3 separate regions of the Homo sapiens genome follow, and all the other regions are linked to region 3. A link is a contact called in ENCODE Hi-C or POLR2A ChIA-PET data. All regions are on one chromosome and are shown on one strand. The core of a region is the stretch at or near the end of the contact, and the rest is flanking DNA. Distances in the headings are between cores, read along the strand shown. Region 1 has its middle 29 kb from the start of IFNGR2. Region 2 has its middle 11 kb from the start of OLIG2. Region 3 holds the start of LINC01548 (long intergenic non-protein coding RNA 1548).

The links. Hi-C counts contacts between places; a loop is a spot of excess contacts on that map. ChIA-PET counts read pairs that join two places held with the same protein, here RNA polymerase II (POLR2A). Pooled maps may share reads with other maps.
Region 1: a pooled map shows a loop between it and region 3 (2.5-fold over the local background). The contact joins the enhancer-like site here to the promoter of LINC01548 in region 3. A Hi-C loop is called at or near these places in 1 of 50 pooled maps. POLR2A ChIA-PET finds 5 or more read pairs at or near these places in 2 of 52 experiments (CD8-positive, alpha-beta memory T cell and naive thymus-derived CD8-positive, alpha-beta T cell).
Region 2: a map of colonic mucosa shows a loop between it and region 3 (2.0-fold over the local background). The contact joins the enhancer-like site here to the promoter of LINC01548 in region 3. A Hi-C loop is called at or near these places in 1 of 168 maps with a recorded cell type or tissue (colonic mucosa). POLR2A ChIA-PET finds 5 or more read pairs at or near these places in 1 of 52 experiments (activated naive CD4-positive, alpha-beta T cell).

What each region holds. Positions count from the first base shown.
Region 1 is chr21:33,372,704-33,377,083 of GRCh38, forward strand. No RefSeq gene overlaps it. Among named protein-coding and RNA genes, the nearest start is that of IFNGR2, 29 kb to the right of the region's middle. Within about 2 kb of position 1,913, at least 12 of the 41 ENCODE cell types and tissues checked have a DNase peak (open chromatin) inside an H3K27ac peak, as active enhancers do.
Region 2 is chr21:33,034,529-33,038,695 of GRCh38, forward strand. No RefSeq gene overlaps it. Among named protein-coding and RNA genes, the nearest start is that of OLIG2, 11 kb to the left of the region's middle. RefSeq lists enhancers at 1,437-1,990, 1,991-2,543. Within about 2 kb of position 2,113, at least 3 of the 41 ENCODE cell types and tissues checked have a DNase peak (open chromatin) inside an H3K27ac peak, as active enhancers do.
Region 3 is chr21:33,168,529-33,172,368 of GRCh38, forward strand. It overlaps LINC01548 (long intergenic non-protein coding RNA 1548), which reads right to left and starts at 1,708. Exons shown (of 4, transcript NR_024102.1): 1 at 1,613-1,708; 2 at 1,168-1,305; 3 at 1-53. RefSeq lists an enhancer at 920-989.

The sequences.
Region 1 (4,380 bases), core at 663-3,162, 200 kb after region 3:
GTAGCAAGACACCCATGCCCTCACTTAATGCTGAAGGAGACCATTGGACTGGCTCCAGAGGGCACCGCCCAGGTGCGCGGGTGCGGTAGGATTGTTTTTGGGGAACCCTGGGGCCAGGCCTCACCTTGTGGGTGGAGTAGAGAGGTTGCTCCTAAAAGAAATGAGAATGGGCCTGTAATCCCAGCACTTTGGGAGGCCGAGACGGGCGGATCACGAGGTCAGGAGATCGAGACCATCTTGGCTAACACGGTGAAACCCCGTTTCTACTAAAAATACAAAAAATTACCCGGGCATGGTGGTGGGCGCCTGTAGTCCCAGCTACTTGGGAGGCTGAGGCAGGAGAATGGCATGAACCTGGGAGGCGGAGCTTGCAGTGAGCCGAGATCGCGCCACTGCACTCCAACCTGGGAGGCACAGCGAGACTCCGTCTCAAAAAAAAAAAAAAGAAATGAGAATGGGCGGGCGCCGTGGCTCACGCCTGTAATCCCAGCACTTTGGGAGGCTGAGGCGGGCAGATCATGAGGTCAAGAGATCAAGACCAGCCTGGCCAACATGGTGAAACCCCGTCTCTACTAAAAATACAAAAATTAGCTGGGCGCGGTGGTGCGCACCTGTAGTTCCAGCTACTCGGGAGCCTGAGGCAGGAGAATTGCTTGAATCTGAGAGGCGGAGGCTGCAGTGAGCCGAGATCGCGCCACTGCACTCCAGCCTGCTAATAGAGTGAGACTCCGAAAAAAAAAAAAAACAACGAGAGTGAGCCTCAGCCCTCCTGGGAAGCAAATGAAATGAACTTCAGGCCAGGAAATGAAGACTTGAAGGAATCCATAATCCCTGATTCAGGGAGGCACCTCTCCCTCCCTCTGATCTCAAGGTGCGTGGGCATCTACCAGGGTGAGAGATTTGCCTGAGGGCACTGTGATTCTGAAGAGGTTGGCCTGGCTCCTTAGCAGACAGGAGGCCCTTCAAGGCCCTGAGTTCATTCCTGTGGGTTCCAAGCATGGCCCCAGCATGGCAGCATTAACAAGTGACTGCCTGGGTAGGAATTCCCTTCCTTTACCCATAAACCTTCAGGGAAGTCACATTAAAGCTGTAATCTTGTCACCACTATCTCTTTGGAAAATGAAGGGAGGGATTTATGCCCAGAGTTGGCTGAACCAGTAGAGAGACAAGCAAAAGGCAGGAGGTGCCAGTGTGGTGAGCAGACCCCTTGGGGAATAGTAAGCAGGCTCTGCTACCAGATGACCAGTTTCTTCGAAACTGGGAGAATTCATCTGAAATGATTATTTATGAAGTTCAAGTATATATTCACCCTGAGCAAGAAGAGTTTATTTGATTTCATTAAAATCATAACTGCATGGAAAACAAGTTGGTAAAATAAAGCATTTGTGTTGCACGTGTTTTCCTCTAAAATTAAACTGGGATTATACCCAAAAGCTGCCTTCTGTAACCAGCTCTGTACCAGTTTGGCTGGTATCTACTTCCTGAAACTCACATCTTTATGACAATAATCATCAAGAATAAATACATGAAGCAAAGCTGGGTCTTCCTAGTTCTGTTGCTGCTTGTCACTTCAGGGAAAGGAAGTTGAAAGAAAGAAGACCGAGTATATTTGTTCATCCTACAAACTGTGTGAGTGTATTGTATGCCCTATAAGGTGCACATCTACTCATTGCCAGGTTCAAGGATCTTTGACTTGGACAAAGTAGAAATTTGGGATGTATACTGCTTTTGGGACTTTCCTTCAACTGTAAACAATTATTATGGAGAAGCATACATTTCTCTGATTCTTTGTTGGCCTTTCAGCCTCTTGACCCACTTCCTCAAATGTATAGTGGTTTTTATATTAAATTTTCCCCTTGACTAAGCAAAGCATGTAGTGTCCAGTTACACTTCCTCTTCAATAGGGAAATGCTTATTTTTTCTATTTGTAGAACTTAAAAGCAAACAGTTGCAATATGAAAAAAATTACTTAGTTCACCCCCCTAGAGTGTGGAAATGGATGATTCAGAATTATTATCAAGTATTTCTTTTGGAGGTTGTACAAAGTTCAGATTCGCAATTAGGCACAAAACAATGTCTTGAAGGGATAGGGACTCCAGGGTACAGTAACCCAATTTGAATTCCAGCCCTGCCACCTACTGGCCGTGTGACTTTGGGCAAATAACTTTAGGTCTCTGTACCTAAAACCCCAAGAAGTGCTTGGTAAGTATTATATAATAATTATAGTAATAAACATAAACTTGGCATGCTCATGCTCACATCGGTATCACAGGGACATTGTAAAGAGAAATGATGAGCATGCAGCTTCTAGCGCAGTTCATAGTTGCAGTATTATCTAGATGATTCTAGGGTCATGTGCTTCAGTCACTTTTTTTTTTTTTCAATAGAGGCAAGGTCTTGCTATGTTGCCCAGATTGGTCTTGAACTCCTGGGCTCAAGTGATCCTCCTGTCTCAGCTTCCCAAAGTGCTGGGATTACAGGCATGAGCCACTGCACTCAACCAAGACACATTTTCCTTCACACACACACACAAGTCCTCCATTATAAAATGGGAGGTGCTGATGCTGATTTTAAACCAAATCAAACCGTCCCACTCTTCAGTCTTTTCCCATCAACATAAGTAGCCACTCCTTCCTTCCAGTCGCTAAGGTCAAAAACCTTATGCCACCCCTGACTCCTGCCTTTCTCATGACCCGCATTCTATCTGTCAGGAAATCGCACCCATGCTACCAAAATACCTCCACTCTGACCACTTTTACCACTTCCACTGCTACTACCCTGGTCCAAGCCACCATTCAGAAAATTAGGACACATCTAAAAAGCATCTTCACAGAAACATCTAGAATAATGTCTGACCGAATGCCTGGGTAGCATAACCTAGTGAAATTGACACATAACATTAACTATCACATGATGTTAAATAAATGATCAAATAGTTGATCCATTAAAATAAGAGTTCAAATGGCTTAGTTTAAGCTAGTGTCATTGAAAGAAAAAAACACACCATTTAAAAAATATGTTCAGGCTGGGCAAGATGGCTCACGCCTGTAATTCCAACACTTTGGGAGGCTGAGGTGGGTGGATCACCTGAGATCAGGAGTTCAAAACCAGCCTGGCCAACATGGCGAAACCCCATCTCTTCTAAAAATACAAAAATTAGGGAGGGTGAGGCAGCAGAATCGCTTAAACCCAGGAGACAGAGGTTGCAGTGAGCTGAGATCGTGCCACTGCACTCCAGTCTGGGAAACAGAGCAAGACTCCATCTCAAAAAAAAAAAAAAAAAAAGTTCAAATTTCAGGGTTTTTAAAATAGACATATTTTTTTCTCTAATGCTAATTTCATTTAAGGTGTTTTCAAAAAGTTAAACAAAAATTTTTCTAAAACTAGATTGTGGTAGTATTTATATAACTCTGAAGTTAATAAGAATTATTGATGTATACATTTAAGATGGATGAGTTTGTGGCATGTAAATTATACCTAGATAAGGCTGTTTTTTTAATTGGGCAATAAATGAGCTGTTGATTATGTAAAAACATTCTATTTCAGGAAGAATATTTAAACAGAAAATTCCGGGGCTGAGACACAACTACACTTGATAGTATGCAATTATAAGTAGGATAAAATCGGGAGACACTTGAAAATTAGTATTACAGACAAAATCCTGAGTAGACACAAGAAAATAATATTTTTAAAATAATCTTTTAAAAATAATTTTTGGCCGACTGCGGTGGCTCATGCCTGTAATCCCAACTCTTTGGGAGGCCGAGGCGGGTGGATCATCTGAGGTCAGGAATTCAAGACCAGCCTGTCGAACATGGTGAAATACCAGCTCTCCTAAAATTACAAAAATTATCCAGGCATGGTGGCGGGTACCTGTAATCCCAGCTACTTGGGAGGCTGAGGCATGAGAATGGCTTGAACCTAGAAGGCAGAGGATGCAGTGAACCAAGACTGCGCCACTGCACTCCAGCCTGGGTGACAGAGTGAGACCCTGTCTCAAATAATAATAATAATAATAATAATAATAATTAATAATGATCTTTTTAAAAGGTAATAAGTTTTTTTCTTATAAATTTGAATGACACTGAAAATATCAACTGCTTTTGGAAGGAAAGAGCTAAAATGCACCCTTTGGATTTAGCCACAAAGAAGCCACTGGTGCCGTGACAGTGACACTCTCCCTTCGTGTTCAGCGACATCAGCACTGGGCTTCCGGAGGCACCTGGAGGAGGGAGCTTCCTTCCCACCTTGTCTTCCTCCAGCGCCACTCATCCCATGTAGGGGACAAACAAAACCTTCCAGAGGTGGGCACCGCTCACCTCTCGGTCCCTCATTTTCTCCCAGCAATCACACTGTGCTCAACCTGCCCTTTTCCTTATT
Region 2 (4,167 bases), core at 863-3,362, 130 kb before region 3:
TAGAAGCTTGTTTTTCAGAACAGGGCTGGAGTGGCCTCTTTGAAACTCTGAACATGTTTCAACTGTAGAATAGAGCCATAATGGGTGATCTTGGAAGCTCCGTGGGCCAATCAGGCTCTGCCCCAATACCCGAGCCCTCTGGGTGTCCTGGTCCACCTCAGAGCAGAGGTCCTGGGAGCCCCTGCTGGCAGGGAGGCTGTGATGGGTGAGAACAGCCCTCCTCCGTGTGTCCTCCGTGCACTAAGAGAATTCACTGGCCTCTGCTGAAGCGGAGTTTAGACAGTTCTAGAAAGGAGTTGTCCTTGGTTGTGGGGCTTCCCTAGGGTGGAAACTGTGGTTTGGACATCCTTGTACCTTCAGGGTACCTGCTAGATATAAGGACTCACAAAAAAATGAATGAACGAATGAACGAGTGGCACAGTGCAAGTCAGGAGGTTTGGAGAGTGTGGGGAACAAGGTGGAAGTGTAAAAGTCCTGAATCCTTCATTGATGGGGGATACTGAGGCCTAAAGGATGGTGAGCACTTTGATTCTATCCAAGGCAGCTGGATTCAGACCAAAGCCCTATACTACAGTGATCCAGGTTACGAGACCTTCCTGATCCTCTCTTCTTATGTAAATAGAGTAATTAATAGTAGCACCTGACAACTGTGCTGCTGTGAGGATTAAATGAAACATCCCAGGAGTCGCCCTCTGCATGGTGCCAGCAGTGAATGGATGCCCTGGGCCCAAGGACCTGCCCAGAGTGCAGCTGCTGCTGGGTGTGGACTCCCACAGCTGAGGCTCCCCCAACCCAAGCAGCCAGGAATCTGTAGGTCATAGTGGGGCAGTCACCATGGAGACCATGAAGAGGCAGTTGGGTGTGGGGTGGTATGCTGCCTTGGCCAAGCTCTGCCAGCTGAGTGACCTTGGACAAGAGACATGAGCTTTCTTAGCCTTGGCTTCCTTATCTGTAAAGTAGGGGTGATGCTAGTACCATCTTCACAGGCCATCTGGCCTGAGAGGGAGAACCTGGCACACCACGCATATCCAATTAAGCAGAAGAAGGTGCCTGACTGCATGAGTGTCATCCCATTGAATCTTCTGGGAGGTCCTACAAGGTATGGTCTCTGTTACTCTGGGTGACATGATCTGTCCTGCAGCATCACAAGGGGTCTGTATGCCTCGGGGCGCCAAGGAACAACTCAGCACTGTCCCTGAGCTCTGTACAGGTTCCACTTCCCAAACCCCCCCAACGCAAGGCAAGGCCTCTGTTCTCACCTTTGCATGCCCTGGGGTGCCTGGTACTGAGCATGATGCACGGTTAGTTCTCTGGGAATATCCTTTGCATTGCATTGTGGACGAGGAGGGCCCATGCTCTACATGGAAAACAGACCTGGGTCTTTTTTTTTTTTTTTTTTTTTTTTTTTTAGATGGAGTCTCACTCTGTCACCCAGGCTGGAGTGTGCAGTGGCACGATCTCAGTTCACTGCAACCCTGCCCTGGGTTCAAGCCATCTTCATGCCTCAGCTTCCCAAGTAACTGGGATTACAGGTGCACGCCACCACGCCCAGCTAATTTTTGTAGTTTTAGTAGAGACAGGGTTTCACCATGTTGGCCGGGTTGGTTTTGAACTCCTGACCTCAGGTGACCCATTCACCTTGGCCTCCCAAAGTGCTGGGATTACGGGCGTGAGGCACCGCGCCTGGCCCAGACCTGAATCCTTTTAAAGGAGGGAGCCAGGATCAGAAAGGAACTGATTGAAGGAAAAGTTGCCTGTGAAGCCCAAGCCCCAGCCTCACGGTCCCATCCCCCCATCCCCCCATTGAGGAGAGTCCCCCCTCTCAGGGCCAGGCCTGCTGTTCCCTCCATCTGTGCCCCTCAGATGCCCAGTGTAAGGGGTGAGCTGGAGAGCTAAGGATCTGCTTGTTCTGGAATTGCAGCTGGGAGCCTCGGGAAGAAGAGTGGTGGGGCCTCCTGGGAGCTGGGCATGGGGCTCCCCATCAGTTCCAGCTCTGACCTCTCTGGGCTGTTCAGGCAAAGGCAGCAGTTGCTAATGAAGACACTGGAGGACAGCGTGGCTTAGTCAGCACAGGAAGGAAATGACTTAGTGCAGCCGGGTGCTGGCAGGCGACCACAGCAGGGGCAGGCAGCCCATAAGACCAGCACAGCCAGGAGGCCACACTCCCCCGCCCCACCCTGGGCTTGCCTTCTTTGCCCCTCTCCCTTCACCACCCTCCACAGCCAATTTGCTTGTCATCACCCACCTTTTTGTGTTTAACCCGTCAGCTCTTCCTACCTCATTCACTATTTTTTTTTGTTTGTTTTAATTAAGGTCGAATGCATGTCACACAAAGTTAACCATTTTAAGGTGAACAGTTTCAGGGGCATTGACAATGTCGTGCAGCCACCACCTCTGTCTCATTCCAAAACATTTTCATCGCTGCAAAGTAAAACCTGGACCCACTGAGCAGTTCCTCCTCACTCCCCCATCCCTACCCCTACCAATCTACTTTCTGTGTCTATGGATTCACTGATTCTAGATACTTCATATAAACGGAGTCATAAAATATGTGGCCTTTTGTGACTGGCTTCTTTCACTTAGCATAATGTTTTTGAGGTTCAGCCACGTTGTTGCATGTATCCTTACTTCATTCCTTCTTCCAGTGGAATCATATTCTGTTGTGGGTGTCTGCCACATTTGGTTTATCCATTCATCTGTTGGTGATTTCGTTCACTTCTAAGTAACTCCTCAGGTCCTGGTATACAACCTGCCACAGTGAAAAGAGGCCTGTTCCAGGAGTTTAAAAATCTACGTCTCTGACCAGGTTGAGCATCCTCCAGCGAGTTGCTTGACCTTTCTGGGCCTCTATCTACTCATCTACAAAGTGAAAAGCTTGGCAAAGGACATTTCAAGTTACGATTCTCTGTGACTTTTTACAACCCTGAAGTCCACCCTGCCACTTGTAGAATGTATTTCATGTCCTCCCTGCCACAGGTGTGTGTCAAGAACCCCATAACAAATGTCCCAGAACTTGCACAGTGCCCCCAGCAGATCAGGATGCCTGAACAAATCTCTGCCTTTGGGTCTTAGGGAGCCAGAATCTCTGCGAGATGCCTGGCTGAAGTAGGTAGTGTATTGTGAGTGATTCCCTTATTCAATATCCAGCCAGACTTTCATCAGTTGTGACTTGGAAAGGAAATGACCAACTAACTTGTAACTTGTTCAGATCCTCATTATGATATAGTTAAGAGACGCATTTTAAGAAGTGGGCACTAAACTACATAGTGAAGATCCCACATAAATCTGGGGCTAGGTGTAGTGGAAAAACTGCTATCCTTACTCCTGTAGTTCATCTTCTCAGCCTTTTATCCAGTACACGTTTAATGTGCCAGGTGGATGTGGAGAACACTCAGTGACAGCAGCTGCATCAGGTACATCTGAACTTGATGGCCACCACATTACCCCATCCCCTGCTTTAGGCAGGTTAGAAACATACAGAGAAACTGCTTTAAAAACATGCTTGTCCTCAACATTTAAGAGCTTTGAAATGGACCCTGATTGGAGTGGGGTGATCAAGTTGTCTTTTCCATTTGAACTTGAACTTAAAGGGGAAAAAACTTTATGTAGGGAAGGTACCAAGCTCACAATTTACCGAGCTTCCATAGTCCAAAAAGAATTTGAGGGGTTTGTCTGAACCATGTTACAGAATTGAAAAGTATTTTCATACAATTGAAAGTCAGAAAATGGGAGGCACTTGCTATATTGTTCTAACGTGTTAGCTCGTGGGCCTCACTCATATATTTAATCTTTTTTTGTTAAGAGAAAGAAGTCATACCTCATGTTTTTTTTTTTTAACTTTTATTCCAAAAAGAATTTTGGAATATGGAGGCTCTGTAAACTGAGATCATAATTTCACCTCCTTTTTTTTTTTTTTTGAGACAGTTTCGCTCTTGTCACCCAGGCTGGAGTGCAATGACACAATCTCAGCTCACTGCAACCTCTGCCTCCCAGGTTCAAGTGATTCTCCTACCTCAGCCTCCCAAGTAGCTGGGATTACAGGCGTGCACCACCACACCTGGCTAATTTTTGTATTTTTAGTAGAGATGGAGTTTCACCATGTTGGCCAGGCTGGTCTTGAACTCCTGACTTGAGGTGATCCACCCGCCTCGGCCTCCCAAAGTGCTG
Region 3 (3,840 bases), core at 458-2,957:
TCCAAGGGTGTCCGCGCTTGAGCTCCCCACAGAAGCAGGACCTGTGACAAGGGCTGATGTGCAGGCTGTTTAGGAATTGATGCCAAGTAACAGCAATGGGGGCTGGGAGGAGTGAAAGAGGGAGGTGGGCTTGGTGTGGTGGCTCACACCTGTAATCCCAGCACTTTGAGAGGCTAAGGCAGGAGAATCGCCTGAGGCCAGGAGGCCAAGACCAGCCTGGGCAACACAGGGAGACCGCATCTCAACAAAAAGTTTTAAAAATTAAAAATTTTAAAAATAGTGGGAGGAGAAAGAAGCATCCCAGTGTGGTGTTATTGGCCTGGTTACCTCCATGGGCTGCTGGGACTGGATCCCCTGGAGACCCCCTGAGGAAGCGTGTGAAAGATGCCTCAGAATTGTCCACCCAAGACATGGATGGAAGACAGATGAGCTCATCAGCTCCTGCCCCTATTGGTCAAAGTTTTCCCCCAAGGAAAGCCACCTCCCTTGAGCTTCCAAGTTTACACACAAGCCAGTATAGCTAAGCAAGTCCCCGCAGGCTTGGACAGAAAGCCTGCCACAGCAGATACCCACTGCCACAGCTGTCAGGTGACAGCTTGTTGCGGTTGTCAGAGCAACGCCCAGGAGCAAAAAAGGCGAGCCAGGTCAGGCGCAGTGGCAAACTCCTGCAATCCCAGCAATTTGGGAAGCCAAGGCAGGAGGATTGTTTGAGGCCAGGAGTTCAAGACCAGCTTGGGCAAGAAAGAGACCCCTGTCTCTACAAAACATAAAAAATTAGCCAGGCATGGTGGTGCGTGCCTGTGGTCCCAGCTACTCAGGAGGCTGAGGCAGGAGGATAGCTTGAGCCCAGGAGGTCAAGGCTGCAGTGAGCCATGGTCGTGCCAGCACACCCTAGCCTGAGTGATAGAGCGAGACCCTGTCTCTAAAAACTTAAAGAAAAAAACGGTGAGCCAAGAGCATGTGAAAGGAGCGTGAAAGGAGCATGAAAGGGAGGTGGGCAGAAGAAGCTGGTTGGATAGAGGAAGTGAAAGGAAGAGGCGCATTTGTACAGACAGCCGCCCTTCTGGACCGAGTAACCACGTGGAGAGTGGTTCTCCATCCACCCACATAGGACGCACAAGGAAAAGAAGAGGTTCCCAAAGATAAGGGATTTCATGGGGAAAATACCTCATCGAATGGACTGCGACCCTCAAGGGAAGATGTTCCATAAGCTCGGCGCGAGTCAGGCAGTAGGGAGAGGTCTTGAGATCACAGGTGAAGTGAAGGCTCCCAGGAAGGGTGATTGCAGGGCGAGGGCCTCCTGACCTGGAGACAGGGCCCCAAGGAACAGTCATACGAAGAGGGCAGAGGACAAATGAAGAGGGAGTGGACAGAAAGAGAAATGGGAGGAGAGCCATGTGCCAGGAGCCAAGTGATTTAAATGCAGGTGTAGTGCCCTGGAGAGTTCCATGTGTAAGAACAAGTAAATCATTGTTGCTTACCTCTCCCTTGAAAAAAAAAAAATACCCTGCTTCTTGTCCTAAGTTCCCAGGCTCTCTTTTTGCCTACTCCCTCCCCAGTTGCTGAGTCCAGTCAACCCTCCTGCTACAGTATCCCCTATAGCGCCATTCACCTGCCCTCCTCTGCTCCCTTGGCCAACATCTAGGTTCAGAACCTCATTGTCTCTCTTCTGGTCTGTCCTGCCTCCTCCTCCCTCTGCTGCTGTCCATCCAGGTGGATTTTCCTAAAGGGAAAAGGTGCACTTGAGGGCAAATTTCTCTTGGCCATGCACTTAGGAGGGGGATTTCTGGGTAAAGGGGTAAGTTCACTGCTTTTCTAATTCTCTACTTTTTCCTTATCCTCACCCATAAATCTTACAACCCCCTTGAAGTGCAATAACTTTATTTCTAGGACCTCTCAGAGCCTTTGCCTGTGCTGTTCCCACTTGCCGGGAATGCCTTTCCCTTCATCCCCAATAGTTCAAGCCCCACCTTTTCCTGAGCCCAGCTCAGATGCCACCCCCTCATCCAGGAAGGCCTCCTTGATACCTCCCTACCAGAATTAATCTCTCCTTCTCTTGTGGTCTGAAGACTCTTGGCTTTCTCCCCTGTCCTATTTTTGCTTGTTATCACTGACATTGCTTTACACGCTTTTTCTCCTCTGCTGGGAGCAAGGGCAGTTTCTATGTCACAATGCCCCACTATGCCCATTAAGCTACAGTGCACATGGTACCCATCCCGAGACCAACATTCTTTTTACACTTCTGTGCTTCTGACCTAGGAAAGTCTTACTTTTCATAGAGTGTCATAGCTGAGTTGGAAGCTCTTTTCTTAGAGCCTCTTAAAATAATGGCGTGCCTTATAGTCAATGATCTCTTACATTCCATTAAATACAGTAGGAGATGTTCAACCAATATTTGCTAAATTGGAGGAGTTAAAGTCATTTTGAGTAGGAGAGGGAATCTAGACCCACTATTTGGATTAGTACAGATTTTAGTGCAACTCAGGGCTTCTGCAGAGCCCCTCCAGCTTTCACCTGTCCACTTAGTTGATGATGAGCACGCCTGCGAACTCTTCACACTTTCCAAACCCACCAAGGCAGCTTCTCCCGTAAGGACATGTTTCTTACCTTCAAGACCCCTGTTGCCTCCAGCAGCAATCTCAGTAATGACGTCTACTTCTGTTTCCTGCTTCCTTCTCCCTGACTCCTGCTTCCTGGAGTCCCCTCAGATAAACCTCCTGTGCCCAAGACCTTGTCAGGGTCTGCATTTACGGGAACCCAACTAAAATTCCAGGACCACCATATAAAGGTCCCTTTGTCGGGGGCTGGGCCTGCTCTGGATACGGTAGGGAAGTGGCTCCAGGGTCTGCGGCCAGCGAGGAGAGGGTCCGGCAGTCACCAGTGGGAGCTGTTTCCTCCCGTATTCCTCCCACCTGTCCCTACCTGTCCTGCTGGCGGGGTAAAGAGTGGGATTTACCTCGTGACAGCTGCCTTACAGCCCCATGAAAAGGCACTTTGGGCTGCGGTTGGGGGGAGCGCATCTCCAGGGATTGCAGGGTAGGAGGACAAGAACTCTCCCTGGCCTGGGAGTCAGGGAAATGGAGAGATCAGAGCAACACAAGTGCTGGGAACAGATGGGGCTTCCTGGGCTCCAGCGCTAATTAACCAGCTCTGCAGCTCAAGGCCTGGGCCTCATGATAGTAGTCTGAGGGCCCCTGGGGTGCAGGGTTGAGCACACAAGGCTGCACACAGGCAGAGGGAGAGGGGTGATCCCGGGAACAGCCATCCCTCCATTCCCTAATCCAGAGGCCGCTGCCCTTCTTGGGCCAGAGAGCAGCAGCTTCTAATACAGATCTGGGCTTCTCACTCAGCAGGTGCCAGGGACCCAAGGAGACAAATGGAGGAAAAAGAGTGAGGAACTCCTGCCCCAAGGAGGCCGCTGCCACCGCCCACTGGCCGCATGCCAACTGGACCCCAGATGATAAGCGTGAAACTCCCAGAGGTTGAGATTGGGAGACTCTCCTCCTCCCTGCCTTTCATCTTGTGTCCCCTCTCTTGTCCCTTCCTCACTTGCAAGAACAGAACTCATTTGATGTGTTTCCGCTACCAAATCAGAGCAGTGAGTGCAGAGTTGGGGAGGAAATTGAAGGGAAACAATTCAAACTGTTTCACTGGAGTTGCAGGCGCTGATAAAGGCATCTTCGTTAGTTAATGAGTTAATTTCTGATAAACCTTAGATACCTAAAATAGGCTACATATTATATGGCCTAAATTGATTCCTAATTAACACTTGAAATGTAATCACAATCAAGGTGGCTTTTTAAATTGTGGGCAAGAGAAAGAAATACATCTCAGACACAA